2 separate regions of the Homo sapiens genome follow, and region 1 is linked to region 2. The links are chromatin contacts, found by Hi-C or POLR2A ChIA-PET in ENCODE. All regions are on one chromosome and are shown on one strand. Each heading gives the region's core, a stretch centred on a gene start or an enhancer-like site at or near the end of the contact. The rest is flanking DNA. Distances are from core to core; before and after follow the strand shown. Region 1 has its middle 220 kb from the start of LINC01756. Region 2 holds the start of PTPRU (protein tyrosine phosphatase receptor type U).

What was found. A loop is a pair of places that touch in the nucleus more often than their neighbours do. ChIA-PET counts read pairs that join two places held with the same protein, here RNA polymerase II (POLR2A). Pooled maps may share reads with other maps.
Region 1: a loop to region 2 is called in a map of PC-3, with 8 times the contacts of the local background. The contact joins the enhancer-like site here to the promoter of PTPRU in region 2. A Hi-C loop is called at or near these places in 3 of 168 maps with a recorded cell type or tissue (PC-3, PC-9 and mammary epithelial cell) and 2 of 50 pooled maps. POLR2A ChIA-PET finds 5 or more read pairs at or near these places in 1 of 52 experiments (AG04449).

Annotation. Positions count from the first base shown.
Region 1 is chr1:29,566,046-29,571,598 of GRCh38, forward strand. No RefSeq gene overlaps it. Among named protein-coding and RNA genes, the nearest start is that of LINC01756, 220 kb to the left of the region's middle. RefSeq lists an enhancer at 3,791-4,990. Within about 2 kb of position 4,111, at least 3 of the 41 ENCODE cell types and tissues checked have a DNase peak (open chromatin) inside an H3K27ac peak, as active enhancers do; they include PC-3 and PC-9, where a contact is called at or near this core.
Region 2 is chr1:29,233,203-29,238,704 of GRCh38, forward strand. PTPRU (protein tyrosine phosphatase receptor type U) reads left to right here and starts at 3,320. Exons shown (of 30, transcript NM_133178.4): 1 at 3,320-3,515. The coding sequence starts at 3,443. RefSeq lists a silencer at 3,123-3,442.

The DNA of each region.
Region 1 (5,553 bases), core at 2,861-5,360, 330 kb after region 2:
TCTGCTTTTCCTGGACTTGGTCATGGCTATTAGATACTTTAGAGACAGGCTTGTCCAACCCACCTGATTTTGTTTTGTTCTGTCTTGTTTTATTTTACACTTTTAGCAGCTTGAAGCCATGTTTTTAGTTTCTGTCTCTAGCAATAAGTGGAAAAGAGAGGTGAGGAAGGGGTTTTACTGGCCCACCCAGAAACAGAAAGAAAGAACCCATGACTGTATTCTCTCTCTTGGATACTCCTGTGAAGCAATGGACAGTGGAATCCCTAATTCCCCCTCTACTCTTTGTCAGGAGCACACTGACTGATAAAAGTAATATTAACCAGTCTCATGTTTTCCAGGTGTTCTGGTTCAATGTCAGCATACTGTCTGTAGGCTTCAAAAACCCACTCAAGAAAGGCAGAGGAATTTTCCTTTGGCCCCTCTTGTACCTCCTGGACCTTATTTAGGCCCTTCAGTTTTTGGACCTTCTTCTGTGTTCCAGTTATTAAACATTCTTTATAATGGTTTAACTTTGTCTGGTCTCTGGGGTCACTGGGGTTACAGCCTGGCTTGGCCCCAGGTTTGGCCTGCATTGCTGGGGCTCTGATTGGATTCTTAGGTTATAATTAATGAAGCCTCTTGGCATCCTGACAGTCCTTTTCCAGTATCATCCTATGTTCCTCCAGAGTAAGGAGGATGTTTGTAAACACCTGAATGCCAGCCTAAGTGGAGTTATAAGTAGCAAAGGTGAATGTAAATAAACTTTTCATCTTTTGGGGATCATCCCATTAGGCAGGCATATTATTTTTCCAATTGTATAAATCTGAAGTTGAAAAAGGGGAATGCTCATATATAACAATCCCCTTGTTCATTGAGGCCCACAGGGACTGGTCTTAGTGGGAATTGCCCTGCTAAGGGGGAACTGAGGGAGAGCATTCCCTATGCCAAATTGGGTAACCTGATGGGTATGTGGAAGGGAGACCCCTCCTACCTGATTGGTGGGTAAAGGGAGGCATAAAGCTGAGCCTCCAACTTTGGGGAGGGAGTCTTATGCTCTTTCTGATCGCCTTTAATAGCACCTGGCATACAGTAGAGGCATTGCGGGAGATTGCAGATGAAGAAGAACAAAGTCATACAAATATAACCCAAATGTTTCCTGCGCAATTCCAACATACGAAATAAGCCTACTATGTCTCTCCTGGACTTCCAGGGGCCCTAATATACAAAGAGTTAGTTTGAGGTTATAAAGATTGAATTTAGAATTTACAAATGTCAAAGGTTTAAAACTCTTGCTCAAAATAGGATCACAGATTTTGTCAAAGATTTCAAAATGACTCTTCGATAGAGAGCAGACTCAAGTTGCCAAATAATCAGAAGACCTAATAAAGGCATGAAGTATCAAAAGTACTACATGAGCAACAGTTTTATGAACTTAAACATTTATCAGAGACAACATAAACCTGTCTGACCAGAAGACTCAGGCAAAAATGTCTGAATTTAAGACATTTCTATTTTGTCAAGAATCTTAAATTTTTATTTATCTAAAATCATATGAATCTGAGAAGCATTTGTACTTATTTATGAATACTCCTTTATATATAAGCCAATTTGGTCCCATAGACAATATAGAGACATGTATAGACAGACACAAAGACCCTACAGCCTTGATTTTAAAACTCTAGCCATAAAACTGGCAAAACTTAACATTCTAAAAGGGCAGCTGGATTCAAATTATGCCTTTGAAAGTGGAACAAGTCAAACTCCACTTGTCCTACATGGCACAGCCCTCACTGAGCCCCAGAGGAAACAGAGTTGCAATCCACATCATAAAGTGGAGAAAGAGAGAGAGTTTAAACACCTTAAAGGAGGAGTTTGGGTGTGCTAGAGGAAGACCAAAGACCAAAAAATAGATGCCAAAGTAACAGAATCATAGGAACTCACTATAGGATTTTACAAGGAGACCAACTTCATTTATATAGGTAGCTTTTTATTTAGTCTATTTCTTCAATAGAACTAATGAGCTCAGGGCAGAGCCGCTCAGGGCAGAGCTGCTCAGGGCAGATCCCAACAGGGAACAGGGCCAACAAAGCACTTTCAGCTTTTAGGCCCTAACAATTTAAATATATGGAAGCAGCTCCCTGCAGCAACAACCATTTCAGCCACCTCCAAAGCTGCACAGTCTTATGCCAAAAATACAACCAAACCAAACTGAGTGCCTTAGTGGATAGAGCTTTAGAATTGCCTTTATTCTTTGGATCTCTAACCCAAAGCCAGGACTCTAACCTGACCAAGATCTTCCTGGGGTGGGACTCTAACCCACAACCTGACAAGGGTGGGACTCTAATCCACAATCCTGGACCAAAAGGATGGGACTGTGGCCCACAATCTTTATGATGAGAACAAATCAACGTAAAACATAAGCTCATATTAACAAGGCTGCTTACCCAAAAGATGTCTGATCCAAAAGCTGTTTCTTTTCTCAAAAGTGAAAGTAGCACCAAGGACCCTGGAGTGCCATGACAGAGAAGAAAGGACCTCACAGCCAAGCCTCTAGACAAATGCCTACACAGCTACTGAGGGTTGGTGAAGAGGGCCTGCACCCCATCGAGAGGGTACAGTGCTTTGGGTAGGTTTTGTCCCATCTGGGTCGCCAATATTGTTATTGAACAATTGGCTCACTACATGACACACACAGAAGCCAATACTATGGCACTAGCTTTTGAGAAAAGAAAAAAATATTGCATGTCAACTGTCAAGGAGATAGGCAGTGACACTCAAACCTGTCTCCCTGGTCTGGTGGGTGGGTCAAGTTTGATGGCATTTTTAACTAGTCCCAGGTGATGCCAGGCTGGTGGTGGTAACAATTAGGGTAAAGCTTTTTCCCATTATGCATGCCCAGGCAATTTTAGCTCTGTGACACCTGTAACAACTTAAGCAATTGTTAATCACTTTGAGCTGATTCTGCAGTTACAGGGGATGGTGATGAACATGTGAGGAAACCCAACATAGGCTGGAGGAGAAAATGATGGATGGGGATTAGCTCCTGAAGGGGATCACAGAAAACTTGGCTGAGCAGGTGATGTTGAGCAGGACTGAAGGCAGTGAGAGTGGGGCCTCACTGGCACCTGGGGACAATATGTGCAAAGGCTTGGCAGGGGAACTGATCTGCCCAGAGAGGATGTCCTTCCAACCACTTACATCTATGCCTCTTGGTCACATGTGGGCCCCATGCTGAGGGCCAGGGAAGGAAAGAGAAGCAAGGAGGGAGGGTCCCTGTTTTCTCAGCTTCATCAGGGAGACAGGGTTAGATACACGATGATGTTGCACAGTGGTCAGGGTGCCGACGGGGCTATTGCAGTAACAGAGAGACATGGAGGCAGTGTAAGTGGACCCAGATTGGCCTGGTTCACTTCTTGCTCTGATGCTTCCTTCTTCAGCTCCCAGAGCCTCTGTACCAGACTCCTGGTCTGGATGATCTTGGAGTCGTCTTTCCAGGCCAAGTAAGATGGATAGTTAGGTGGATGGAAGGGCAGAAGGACAGGCAGGCCTGGATCCTGGTCTCTTCTCAAGCCCCTCAGTCCCCCTGGCCTCACACTGCCTGGGTTTCTCTGAGCGCAAGATGTTCATAGCCTATTTTCAAGAGTCTGTGATGCAAATGTTCTAAGTGTCCAACATCGTCCCATTCTAACATCCAATTGTATTCTTGTTTTGTGAAACTCACTTTGATTTTGGCTATTTTAGTATCTTTATATCCTGTATTTTGAATCTTTGAATATTATAACATTTTGTTATTCAAATTTGTTTCAACATCCTCTGAGTCCCCCTTGGTGAATGCAGCCTTCTGTGACCCTGTGAAGTGCACACTCTCACCCACTGCTGGTGTAGACATTGAGTTCCCCCAACCTCAGTCTCCCCGAGGCTTCCAGGTACTTCCCCAATGCTATCCTTTAAATCATGTCCAGTAAACCATCCATGGTCCACTCTGGGGCCCACTTCAGACTTTCTGAATTTGTTGCCGTCACACAATATTCTTAGTCATGACCATGGCAATTAGAATGACTATGCTGGGTCATCAACTTTTGCTGGATTTAGTACTGATGGTGAGTCAGAGCCTTGCCCAATGAGTAGGCCGTCGGTCACCCTGGCTGTGCCTGACAGGTGTCCACTTGGTGGACAGCACTTGCCACAGTTATGCAGTGACTCATCCCAGGCTCCTGTAAACACCCAAGGAGTTTACCTTGCCCACTGCATAGACAGAGCCGATTCATCAAGGCAGGGGAATTGCAATAGAGAAAGAGTAATTCAACCAGAGCCAGCTGTGCAGGAGACCAGAGTTTTGTTATTACTCAAATCAGTCTCCCCTGAGCATTTGGAGTTTTTAAGGATAACTTGGTGGGTGGAAGGAAGCCAGTGAGCCAGGAGTGCTGATTGGTCAGGGGTGAAATCACAGGGAGGGGAAGCTGTCCTTCTGCACTGAGTCAGTTCCTGGGCGGGGGCCACAAGTTCAGATGAGCCAGTTTATTGATCTGGGTGGTGCCAGCTGATCCATCAAGTGCAGGGTCTGCAAAATATCTCAAGCACTGATCTTAGGAGCAGTTTAGGGAAGGTCAGAATCTTGTAGCTTCCAGCTGCATGACTCCTAAACCATAATTTCTAATCTTGTGGCTAAGGTTAGTCCTACACAGGCAATCTAGTCCCCAGGCAAGAAGGGGGTCTCCATGGGAAAGGGCTGTTATTGTCTTTGTTTTAAACTATAAACTATAAACTAAGTTTCTCCCAAAGTTAGTTCTGCCTACGCCTGGGAATGAACAAGGACAGCTTGGAGGTTAGAAGCAAGATGGAGTCGATTAAGTGAGAACTCGTTCACTGTCTCAGTCTTAATTTTGCAAAGGTGGTTTCACTCCCACAGGCAGAGGATGCAGCCTCTCTCAAGCAGTGCTGGCCTGTGCCACCTGGGCCCTGCAGGGAGCCCACCCAGGCTGTTTGGGTTCCTGGCTTTCCCTCCATTTCCTACCCAGAGCTTTCATGTTCTCTCTCTTCTCTGCTCTCAGGACAGCATCAGACCTTTTATCTTTGCAGGCCTCTCCTCAAGATTTTAGATTCTGATTCCAAACCCCAGTGGAGGAGGCCCAGTCTTCGTTAATGATCCCTGAGTCCCAGGCATAGTGTGACCTAATGGTTAGATCACAGGCTTTGGCTAACCCTGGTCTCTTCCACTTCCCTGCTGAGACTTCAGGAAGGTTACTTAACCTCTCTGAGCTCAGTCTCCTCAGTGTGAGTTGAAGATAATAATAGCATCTACCTTGTGGGGTGGATTAAGTGTAGCAACACCGGTAACAAGCTCAGCGAGGATTCTGTTATTGTTGCTATCCTGATGTGTCACAGCTGGTGATTTCTCTGCCCCGAGAGCATTCAGGTGGCCCCTCTAGGCTTCTCGCCACTGGAGCAGTGGGAAGAAAATGGGCCCCGGAGCCCACAGACTCAGGTTCAGGTTCAGCCTCCAGCACTCACTCAATGTGTGTCTTGGGCAAGTGGCTTAACCTTTGTGAGCCCCATTGGTTTTTCCCTCTGTAA
Region 2 (5,502 bases), core at 2,070-4,569:
TATGAGCCTGGCACAGGGTAGGTGTCATAAATATTCCATGAGTTGCAGGTAATTGAATTTCCTCATGGCCTAGAACGGTCTGTGGTGCCATCTCCTTTTCCCTAGATTTGGGCTGGTCACTCCAGGCCAGGAATTTCCTTCTTCCTTCTTCTCTCAAGGATTATAGAAGTCTGTGGTCTTTTTTTTTTTTTTTTTTTTTTTTTGAGACAGAGTTTTGCTCGTTGCCCAGGCTGGAGTGCAATGGCGCGATCTTGGCTCACTGCAACCTCCGCCTCCCAGGTTCAAGCAATTCTCCTGCCTCAGCCTCCTGAGTAGCTGGGATTACAGGTGCCCGCAACTACGTCTGGCTAATTTTTGTATTTTTTTTTTTTTTAGTAGAGACAGGGTTTCACCATGTTAGTCAGGCTGGTCTCAAACTCCTGACCTCGCCTCTGCCTCCCAAAATGCTGGGATTACAGGTGTGAACCACTGTGCCCGGCTGAAGTTTGTGGTCTTTTAAAAGTAAAGCAGAAAGTCCTCTTCTCATCTGTCTACCTGTTGCTTGTGTTCTCTTTCTCCCTCCATTATAGTCTCTGCCATCTTCCCCTGCACAAAGGGCAAAGGGATGTGGAATCAGTCAGATCTGGGTTCAAATCTAGGGCCCGCCGTCTATTTACTAGCTGTGTCACCTTAGGCAAGTGTCATATGCTCTCTGAACCTCAGTTTCCACACCCGTAAAATGGGATCACTGGTAAAACTCCTATTTTGAGGCTCTCTCAAGAGCCCTCTGCAAACAGCACCCTTGGTTGTTTCTTCTGTTCACTGGTTTTCTCTCCTTGAGTTTCCTTTTCTGGGTGGGCCTCTCTGGCTCCTCTCTGCTCCAGCGTCTCTGTATCTTAGTTTCTTCCCTAAGGTTTCCCCTTGGTTTCTTCTTGCTTCTGCCTCCCTCTCCCTATTTAATTATCTGTGTCTAATTCTTGCCTGCTGTGTCTTTTGGTCCCTTTCCTAACTCAGTGTGGAGCTCATCAGCTCTCACAAGAGAGGAGACCAAGAGCCCAGGAACTCTCAACCCAGCGATACCTCCTCCAGCCCCAGGGCAGCTTCAAGGTGTGTCCATCTCAGCATGAAGCCAGCTAGGAGGGGCAGGGCACAGGGAGGGCCTACATATACCTTGAACTCCTACGCTTTGTTCAGTGTCACTGCCCAGTGGTCAGACCCATCTGCCCATGGCTTTCCCTACTTCAGCAGTCTTTATAGCTGGAGCTGTAAAAAAAAAAAAACAAAAAAAAAAAAACCCAGAGATCAGAACTTATTACTCCTTATTACTCCTCTGCTTAATTACTCCACTTCAGTGGCCTCCCATTAATTACTCTTAGGGTTGAACCTCAAGCCCCTTCCTTGCTCATAGTTTCTTGCCTGACCTACAGACCCTGCTGACTTGTCTAGCTGCACCTGGCTCCCTTCTGCCCCTGACTCACTCCATGCCAGCTGCCCGGCTTCCTTGCAGCTGCTTGTACCCACCAGCTCCTGCCTTTGCACAGGCTGTCCCCTCTGACTGCAATGTTCCTCTCCACTGATTTGCATGAGGTTGGCTCCTTCTCATACTTCAGGTCTCAGTTCAAATGTCACCATGTCACTTCTATAGCAAAGCCCTCTTGGACCACTTATCTAAAGGAGATGCCCCTTCCCTATGTTCTTTATCATTATACTCCCTCGTTTCCTTTAGCTTGCATATCTTAGATGGTAATGATATATTTATGTACATGTTTGCTGTTGGGCTCTCCTAATAGAATGTAAGATTCATGAAGGCTAGGACCATTTCCCTTTCATTCATTCCATCCAGTCAGTATTTATTGAGCATCAATTACGTGCCAGAGGCCGGGCGCGGTGGCTCACGCCTGTAATCCCTGCACATTGGGAGACTGAGGCAGGTGGATCACCTGAGGTCAGGAGTTCCAGACCAGCCTGGCCAACATGGTGAAACCCTGTCTCTACTAAAAATACGAAAATTAGCCGGGCGTGGTGGTGGGCACCTGTAATCCCAGTTACTTGGGAGGCTGAGCCAGGAGAATTGTTGGAGCCTGGGAGGCAGAGGTTGCAATGAGCCAAGACTGCGCCATTGCACTCCAGCCTGGGCAACAAGAGTGAAACTCCATCTTGAAATAAAATAAAATAAAATAAAATAATAAAAACATGCCATATACTGGGCACGGAAATACAAGATGAGTCTTTTCCCAAGGGAGCTCATTTCTAGAGGTGGAGACAGATAATGAACTCATCATATAGCCCGCACTCTATTTGAAATTGCAACAATTCCCCTTCCCTTCCCTGTCCCCCCACCACCCCCAAATTTCCTGGTGTATGAGACAGTGATAAAGGACGTACACCAGAGGGTTTGCTTTTTTGTTTTTGTTTTTTTGGTTGTTTACTGTTCTTGTCTTCCCACTGGAATGTAAGGTCCATGAGAGTAGGGAATTTTTGTCTGTTTTATATCTCTACCCTGGCCTATAGTAATTGTTGAATAAATGAATAGACCCCAATAAATATTTGTTGAATGAATAGGTGTCCAGATGGGAGGAAGGTCTCAGCCCCTATTCAATTCAAACCAAACAACTTTGATTCAAATCTCGGTGCTGTCAAATACTGTTGCATAACAGTATTTATGCAGTATAATTATTGCATACCTAATATATGATGATTAAATGAGTCCATGTGGGTTAAACACATAGAAGGTACCTGGTCTTACATAGTAATGAGCAACGAGTTTGCAGATCATAGTGCGAGGGCTCGTTCTGGGTAGAGGCCCAAATACATTTAACCTGTGTAGCCAGAAGGTAGAGTAGGACCAGTGAGGGCTAGTGAGGGAGGTAGACTTGCACGTCATGAAATGAAAAACTTTCTAAAAGCCGGCGTTTCCAAAGCCCCAACAACCGCTCTTGGCCAGGTGATGAGCGCCCTGTTCCTGGAGGTATGTAGAACACGCATTTGAAGGCGCCAAGGTACAAGGGATTCAGGCATCGGATGGGACAGAGGCCGGGTGTCCCTGGGTCACCGTCCCTGAGAGCGCTGTACGGGAGCTAGGCGTGGGCCATGAGCGTGCTCGCCTGGCAGTGTTGGTGCCCGGTCCGTGGAGACGTCCGTGGGCGTCCAGACCCAGCCGCGGGGCCTCATGGCGGGGAGGATGCGGGAGCGGGGGAGGGGCGCGCCAGGGCTAGCGGGCGGCCGGACCCGCTGCAGCACCCGCCGTGGCCAGCAGGGAGCGCCGCGAGACCGCCGAACCCGCGGCCGGGCCTGACGTCAGCGCCCCGCTTGCTCCGGCTCGCGCTCTGGACTCGGCGCCAGTCCCGCTCCGCGCCGCGCCGCTCCGCTCCGGCTCGGGCTCCGGCTCGCCTCGGGCTGGGCTCGGGCTCCGGGGGCGGCGTCCCCCGCGCCGGGCCCCGGGACGGGCGGCGACGCTCCAACCATGGCCCGTGCCCAGGCGCTCGTGCTGGCACTCACCTTCCAGCTCTGCGCGCCGGAGACCGAGACTCCGGCAGGTAAGCGCGCGGCGGCCGGACCGAGCCTGCCCCGCCGAGCCTCGGGGCCCGTGGCGTAGCTCGGAAGAAAGTGTGAGTGTTGAGTGACCGGGCGTTACGAGCGTGCTCCCTGTGTGTGTCTGAGCGTAGGATGGGCGATTGTGTGCCCGGGGTGTTGCGTGACTGCGAATGTTGTGTGTCCGTGAGTTCTGTGCGCAAGAAAAGGTGATGTGTGTCGGCGAGTATGTTGGGGGTGAATGTTGTGTGCATCGAGGCATTGGGTGTGCGCTGAGTGTCTTGTGGGTCTGCCAGTGTGTAGTGTTTGTGTGGCCAAGTGGGTTGTGTGTGCATCTGAGTTTGGTTGTGTTGCGGGAGTTGTATCTGCTAATGTGTTGCATTTGTTTGCATTTTGTATGCCTGGCCGGGAGTGCTGTTTGTTTTGTGTCTGCGAGTGGGTTGTGTGTTTGTGTTATGCCTGTGGCCAAGGGTGCTCTCTGGATCCCGCCTGAGTGTGGATCCGGGAACGCGTGTGTGGCGTGTGTGCTTTTGAGATCCGTGTACATGTGTGAAGGCGTGGGAACGGGTCCGGAACGTGTGTGTCCGTGCGCTGTGTACGTGTGGGGAGTGTCTAGGGTATGTGGTGTGTGCTGCCGGGGGCCGCGTGGGTCCGAGTGAATGCCAAGTGTGCCGGGAATGCGTGTGTGGGAGCGAGTCTGGAACGGATGTGAGTGTGTGCGAATGTGTCCGTGTGTGCTGGCTGCGCGTCCAGGAATGTTGCGAGTGTGGAGCGCGCCTGGGCCGCGGCTGCGAGTGTGCCCTGGTCCCGGGGCCGCCCGAGGGGGCGGTGGCAGGACGTGTGTGCGCGCGTGTGCGTGTGCGCGTGTGTGGCGCGCTGGGCCGGAACAAGTTGTCGCGGCGGCGCCCCCTGGGCTGCCCGGGTCGGGCAGGGCCCGAGGCTCAGGGGAGGACCGGGCCCCGCGGCCGCCGCCTCGGGCATGTCGGACTGTTTGTTGTTTCGCAAGTTCCGCGCGGCGCTGGCGGGCGGCTGATCCGAGGCGGCGCCGGGGCTGCGGGGCGCCCGGGCCAGCGGGCCCCAGCGAGGGGCCGGCGGGCGGGCAGGGGAGGGCCGGACCGGCGGGCGCTCCTGCGGTGGCCGGGCCGCGGCTGCGCCCCGGGCGGCCGGGCGGGGGCTGTCCCCGGGCTGGGCTGCGACGTCCGGGCGCGGGCAGGGCCTGGCTCGCCGCCGGGGGACGGCGCCCCCTCCCTTGGCGCGCAGGACGCGCGGGGGACGCCCGGGCCTCCCGGGACACTCCCTTGGTGGAGCCTGCAACTTTGTGCGGCCTCCCGGCCGGCCGGGACCGCCAGGTGTGTGCTTGAGTGTGAGCGTGAGTGTGAGCGTGTGGCTCCGCGCTTGTCTGCTGTGTGGTCGCGTTCTCCGGGTGTGTTTCGGAGTCTGGTGTCTTTGGTGTGCGTGCGCGTGTGTGTGTGCGCGCAGCTGAATGTATGTATACGGAGCCTGTGTTTGTGTGTCCGTGTGCTCGTCGGAGTGTGGACGGTGTGTCGGATGTGTGTGCGTGCGCGTGTTCCACATCCCACCCTGAGGCCTGGGATCCTAGACCGCGGCCCCTTCCCGCGGAGTTTCGGGGCCCTGCTCCGGGTGACCTCCCCCGCCCTCGCCACCGGCGGGGCTGCTCCGCGGGCTCCGGGTAGCCGGGAGACGCCCGGGGCGGGATCCGAGCCGAGACACGTGCTGGAGCGGAGCCGCTTCCTCACGGTCGCCAGCCGCAGACAACTGACCTCCCCGGCATCGCGTTCGCGGCCCTGCTGCTGGCTCCGGTGTCTCGGGCCGGAACTCCTGTGGCTCCAGCGTTCGCGCCGGCCACTGGCCAGCGCTTGGGCCTCGCCCTGCAGCTCCGGGGCCATAGGGCACAGCTTTAGCTTTGACCTCCCCGTTCCCGAAAGGACGCCCAAGGCGACCTCCCACCCCATCCTCCCCAACTTCTCCCCC